Linked DNA regions of Homo sapiens: region 1 is linked to region 2. A link is a contact called in ENCODE Hi-C or POLR2A ChIA-PET data. All regions are on one chromosome and are shown on one strand. Each heading gives the region's core, a stretch centred on a gene start or an enhancer-like site at or near the end of the contact. The rest is flanking DNA. Distances are from core to core; before and after follow the strand shown.

Evidence for each region. A loop is a pair of places that touch in the nucleus more often than their neighbours do. ChIA-PET counts read pairs that join two places held with the same protein, here RNA polymerase II (POLR2A). Pooled maps may share reads with other maps.
Region 1: a map of PC-9 shows a loop between it and region 2 (8-fold over the local background). The contact joins the enhancer-like site here to the promoter of PTPRK in region 2. A Hi-C loop is called at or near these places in 2 of 168 maps with a recorded cell type or tissue (IMR-90 and PC-9) and 7 of 50 pooled maps. POLR2A ChIA-PET finds 5 or more read pairs at or near these places in 1 of 52 experiments (CD4-positive, alpha-beta T cell).

What each region holds. Positions count from the first base shown.
Region 1 is chr6:129,574,106-129,576,805 of GRCh38, reverse strand. It overlaps ARHGAP18 (Rho GTPase activating protein 18), which reads left to right. Exons shown (of 15, transcript NM_033515.3): 15 at 1-674. Among named protein-coding and RNA genes, the nearest start is that of ARHGAP18, 130 kb to the left of the region's middle. Within about 2 kb of position 1,370, at least 4 of the 41 ENCODE cell types and tissues checked have a DNase peak (open chromatin) inside an H3K27ac peak, as active enhancers do; they include PC-9, where a contact is called at or near this core.
Region 2 is chr6:128,519,153-128,521,964 of GRCh38, reverse strand. PTPRK (protein tyrosine phosphatase receptor type K) reads left to right here and starts at 1,366. Exons shown (of 30, transcript NM_002844.4): 1 at 1,366-1,706. The coding sequence starts at 1,607. RefSeq lists enhancers at 1,004-1,598, 1,599-2,192.

The sequences.
Region 1 (2,700 bases), core at 121-2,620, 1.1 Mb before region 2:
TGAAAACAATTAATAATATAAAAGAAAAATTAAGTGCTTAAAACATTTTAGGAGTATACAACTTCAAAAAAAAAGATAGCAGTGAGGATAATGATTTAAGTAAAAGGTTGTCTGAAGCATATGCCAACTAAATTTCGCAACGTTTGCTACCTACCTGAAAAGGAGGGTCAGGAGGGAGACACAACATATTTTTGATCATGAAAAAGTATCTTAATTTTAAAAAAGTGAAAATGCCATTTTATTTTGAATCCCTTTTAGAACTCACGACCCAAGTTCATCAATGTTGAATAATATCACGTTTAAATAACAAAAAAATATGGACTTTAAAAAATCTCAAATTTTTTAGAGACAGGGTCTTGCTCTGTTTTCCAGATTGGAGTACAGCAGTGCATTCGCGGCTAACTGCAGCCTCAAGCACTGGGGCTCAAGCAAACCTCCTGCCTCAGCCTCGTGAGTAGCTAGGACCACAGGTGCATGCCACCATGCCTGGCTCTAAAGAGAAAAAAAACTTGATACCATAGAGCCTTGAATATAAATATCCTGATGTTAACCTACTGCTTTTGCTGTGATTTTTTTTCCTTAGTGAGTTTTAAATCTCAGGCTAGATTTTTATTTGTTTTTCTGTGTGTGTATGAGACAAAATAAAAATAAATATATTTGCCTTGAGTTTAAAACATTTGAATTCTTAAAGGAGGACTGGTTGTCCTGGTAACGTTGGTGATGCTCTTTTCTGAAAGAGGCTTCATTAATCTGTTCTCACACTGCTAGGAAGAAATACCTGAGACTGGGTGAGTTATAAAGAGGTTTAATTGACTTACATGGCTGGGGAGGCCTCAGGAAACTTACAGTCATGGCAGAAGGGTAAGCAAACATGTCCTTCACATGGTGCCAGGAAGGAGAAGGATGAGAAGCACAGGGTGAAGCGGGGAAAAGCCCCTCACAAAACCATTAGATCTTGTGAGAACTCACAATCACAAGAACAGCACGGGGAACTGCCCCCATGATTCAGTCACTTCCCACAAGATCCTTCCCCCAACATATGGGGATTACAATTCAGATTACAATTCAAGATAAGATTCGGGTGGAGACACAGAGCCAGACTGTATCAGAGGTCATTGTAATTCTTTGCACTTACACAATCTTTGCTTAATGCTGCTGTAGGATTCGATGTAAATTCCTTACTAGTACTCTCTGGGAAAGGCAGATTATTTTACCGACTTCAAGGAATTTTTCATTATTGTCTGTCTTCGTTTTCATTAAACTGGTTTGGACTCTCCATCTGATTGTCCTGATTTCTCACCTACTCATCAGTAGGTGGCAGTATTGGTCAGGCATTCCTTTGAATCGAAACTACGGGAAGTTTTTAAAATGAACCCGAGTTCATAGGGAAGTTGCTAAGACTCAGTGCCAGGCATCTGCAAGGCAGCTAGGTAAGAACACTGTGGAGCTCTTGCTTTGATTACCGATTCTGAAATTGTAAATAATTTCAGAGTTTCTATGTTCAATCTGTTTGTCTGCTTTTATCCTTAATCCATTGAATGGGAAGGGCGGTAGAAGAGGACATTTTTCTAAGCTGAAATTAGGCTTTTCACAACGTCCATTTCAAGCAGAACGATTATGACAAGAAGGAAGGCAGTGAACCGGGAAAGTAAGTGAAGGGATGTCTAAGATAAGAAGGCATAATTAACTTTTTTTTTTTTTAATATAGTTTAAGTTCTGGGATACATGTGCAGAACGTGCAGGTTTGTTACACAGGTATATATGTGCCATGGTGTTTTGCTGCACCCATCAACCTGTCATATACATTAGGTATTTCTCCTAATGCTATCCCTTCCCTAGCCCCCCAACCTCTGACAGGCGCTGGTGTGTGATGTTCCACTCCCTGTCTCCATGTGTTCTCGTTATTCAATTCCCACTTACGAGTGAGAACATGCGGTGTTTGGTTTTCTGTTCCTGTGTTAGTTTGCTGAGAATGATGGTTTTCAGCTTTATCCATGTCCCTGCAAAGGACATGAACTCATCCTTTTTTATGGCTGCATAGTATTCCATGGTGTATATGTGCCACATTTTCTTTATCCAGTCTATCATTGATGGGCATTTGTGTTGGTTCCAAGTCTTTGCTATTGTGAACAGTGCTGCAGTAAACACACGTGTGCATGTGTCTTTATAGTAGAATGGTTTATAATCCTTTGGGCATATAGCCAGTAACGGGATTGCTGGGTCAAATGGTATTTCTGCTTCCAGATCCTTGAGGAATCACCACACCGTCTTCCACAATGGTTGAACTAATTTACACTCCCACCAACAGTGTAAAGTGTTCCTATTTCTCCACATCCTCTCTAGCATCTGTTGTTCCCTGACTTCTTAACGATCACCATTCTAACTGGCATGAGATGGTATCTCATTGTGGTTTTGATTTGCAATTCTCTAATGACCAGTGATGATGAGCTTTTTTTCATGTTTGTTGGCTGCATAAATGTCTTCTTTTGAGAAGTGTCTGTTCATATCCTTCACCCACTTTTTGATGGGGTTGATTTTTTCTTGTAAATTTGTTTAAGTTCCTTGAAGATTCTGGATGTTAGCCCTTTGTCAGATGGATAGACTGCAAAAATTTTCTCCCATTCTGTAGGTTGTCTGTTTACTCTGATGGTAGTTTCTTTTGCTGTGCAGAAGCTCTTTAGTTTAATTAGATCCCATTTG
Region 2 (2,812 bases), core at 117-2,616:
CAGTGTGCTAATGAGCAGGCTACTATTCTCATAGAATTTTTAAAAGTCTTTTCTGCCTGATATGTATGTGTGTATAATATGTATTTATATATGTATATATTTGTGTGTATATTTATTACATTTTTGTTTCCACAGGCTCTGTCATAAGTCTGGTCATTAATAGCATATATTTGATTAAAAGAATATGTGGCTTGGTAAATTATGTGAATGTTATATTAAAATGAATTTCACATTGTCTTGATTTACAAAGGCTAAGATGTCTGAGAAACTGAGAGATGTCAATCAACAGACTATTGTTTTAGCAATTGTACATAACACATAAAAATTCTGAATCAAAGTTATTATGTTATTCAATTGTGACCATACCTATTTTTTGTGACATTTTACAAAAATGAATAAAGTATGCACCATACAGTCTTACCACAGAAGTAAGGCAGGGTGGCATATGGCGAAACCACTTCAAGCTGCTGAAGTAGTTAACTGTGAAATATTTTACTGTCATAATATAGCATTATTTTCTGCCAGATGAATCATTCCGAAGAAGCTGTTTTCATGGTCAGTGTAAAAGTCCTTTTGTTAAATACTTATGTCTTAACTACCTACTAGATATTAAAAAAAACAAAACCACACACACACCAGACCTAGGTGCAAGGAAGGGATAATAAGCCCTGATGCAGTTCTTAGGTGAGAACTGGAAAGGGGCCGGAGGGTTTCAGAGCAACAAGCAAAGTCAGTGAAGCAGAGTAAATCCAAATACTTGGCCAATGACAAATAAACCAGAAAGGAGACACGCCAGCTGTTCACGCTGGAAAGTTACTGATCGTTTATTCTGGTTCAAGTTTTATTTATTCTATGAATAAGGGACAAGTTTTCGATGGGGGTGGGGTGTCTTATTCCTTATTACAAGAATAAGGAACGGGGAGTTTTCAAGGCAGGCGGGTGTTTCCTCAGGGCGCTTCCACACTCCCCTTTCAATCAGCAACCGCTCGGGGGGACCTCCACCTTGGGACGGAACCCCAGGACGCCTCTCCTCGGACGGCGGGGGTTTCTCTGCGCGCGTCCTCGGTCGTCTGGTCGCACGGCTTACCGAACTCTCGCCTCTCAAATTCTGAGTTCTGGAACAGGGCAGCGAGCTGCGCCGGCTCCCCTTTCTCGCTCGCTCCCTCCGAGCAGCGGCTGGCGGCGGGGCCCAGGCTGCGAACAAAGGCGGCGCGGGGCGCGCGGCCGGGGCTGGCGCGCGTCTCTCCGGCAGGAGGCGGTGGCGGCGCCGCGCCCGAGCCCGCATTCCTCAGAAGCGCCCGGAGCCCGCGGGGCGACGTCACCCCCGGCTCCGCCCCCGTCCCTCCCCGAGCAAAGTAACTCTTGACTAACAGGAGCAGCCTCCGCCGAGCATGGAGAGCTGCCGCCGCGGCCGGCCGGCGACGCTGGCGACGCTTTCGCCCCTGAGGTAGTTTGGCGACCGCGAAGAAGGAAAAAGGGCGGGCGGGCGGCTGTCCTCTCACCGTCCTCACCCCGCGAGGCCCGGCCCGCTCCTCCGTCGTGGATTTCGCGGCGATCCCCCCGGCAGCTCTTTGCAAAGCTGCTTGAAACTTCTCCCAAACTCGGCATGGATACGACTGCGGCGGCGGCGCTGCCTGCTTTTGTGGCGCTCTTGCTCCTCTCTCCTTGGCCTCTCCTGGGATCGGCCCAAGGCCAGTTCTCCGCAGGTGAGTGGCCGGGGGGCGTCCCCGACGAACGCCTGGAGTCCTGGGCTCACGAGGGGTGAGCCAGGTCCCCGCTAGGGCTGGGGACAAGGATCGTGGGGAGCTCTCTCTGTCCGGGGGTGGGGAACACAGGGTAGAGGGAGGGCTGTCCCCAGAGTTCGTGCCAGGTGGGACGCGGGGCACCCATTGTTCCTCTCCGAAGCTTGCTCGGGGCTCAGGCTGGCACGGTCTAGCCGGAGAGTGTGGGGACCTGCTGGCTTCGGCGTCTCGCGTGGCCTGCGCCGGGCTAGTGGGGAAGAGAGAAAGAAAAAGTAGTTACGACTCCCGTGACGGCACTCTGTTGCTTGTGGTGCGGGTTTGTTGCTGTCTGCCACTTGGGTGTTTAAACAAATTCCCTGGGAAGCCATTGTCAGAAATGTGGAGATTCGAAGGGACTGACCTCGGCGCGCTTTGCCAGGTGCTTTTTGTCCCGGGAATAACCTCCCCTGACTATTGTCTAACTACTTCCCCGTCCCTCCCGGAGTCCCCTTTTCTCCTCCCCCAGCTCTGGGTTGCTCCCGGGCTTGCCCTGTGCGCTCGGGCACTGCTTGGAGCATGTTCTGTGTGTGTGTTGGCGGAGCCCTGTAAGATGTGTTGAAATGCGGTTCTAAGGACCCACTCTGAGCGTTCATGGGCATCGAGGTCTGGGCGCCTGGTGGAGGAAGCCTGACTCGCGCGTGGGAGCCCGCTCCTCGGGCAAAACCACCGCCAGGCTGGCCCCGCGCTCCCCGGATCCGGCCTGGGGCTCTGGCCCCGCGCTCCCCGGATCCGGCCTGGGGCTGGAAGCGGACTGTAAATGTCTGCCTTCTGCCGGAGAACCCAAAAGGAGACAAGTGGAGCGTCTCGCTGTAGCCCTGGGGGTTCTCGGTCAAGCCGCTCAGAGAAGTCCGTGAACCCTGGCTCTCCCGGTCCCGCCCTCTGTTCCCCTCCAGTTTTGTTATCCTTCGTGTAGGTTGGTTGCTTCTTTCGTTCTCTCCTCTGGGGGCTCTGAAGTTTCACCAGGTGGACGCTGGGGAGCGGGCTCCCGAGCACTTGTCTACCTCCCGCCAGTCCTGACAACTTTTCTGGCC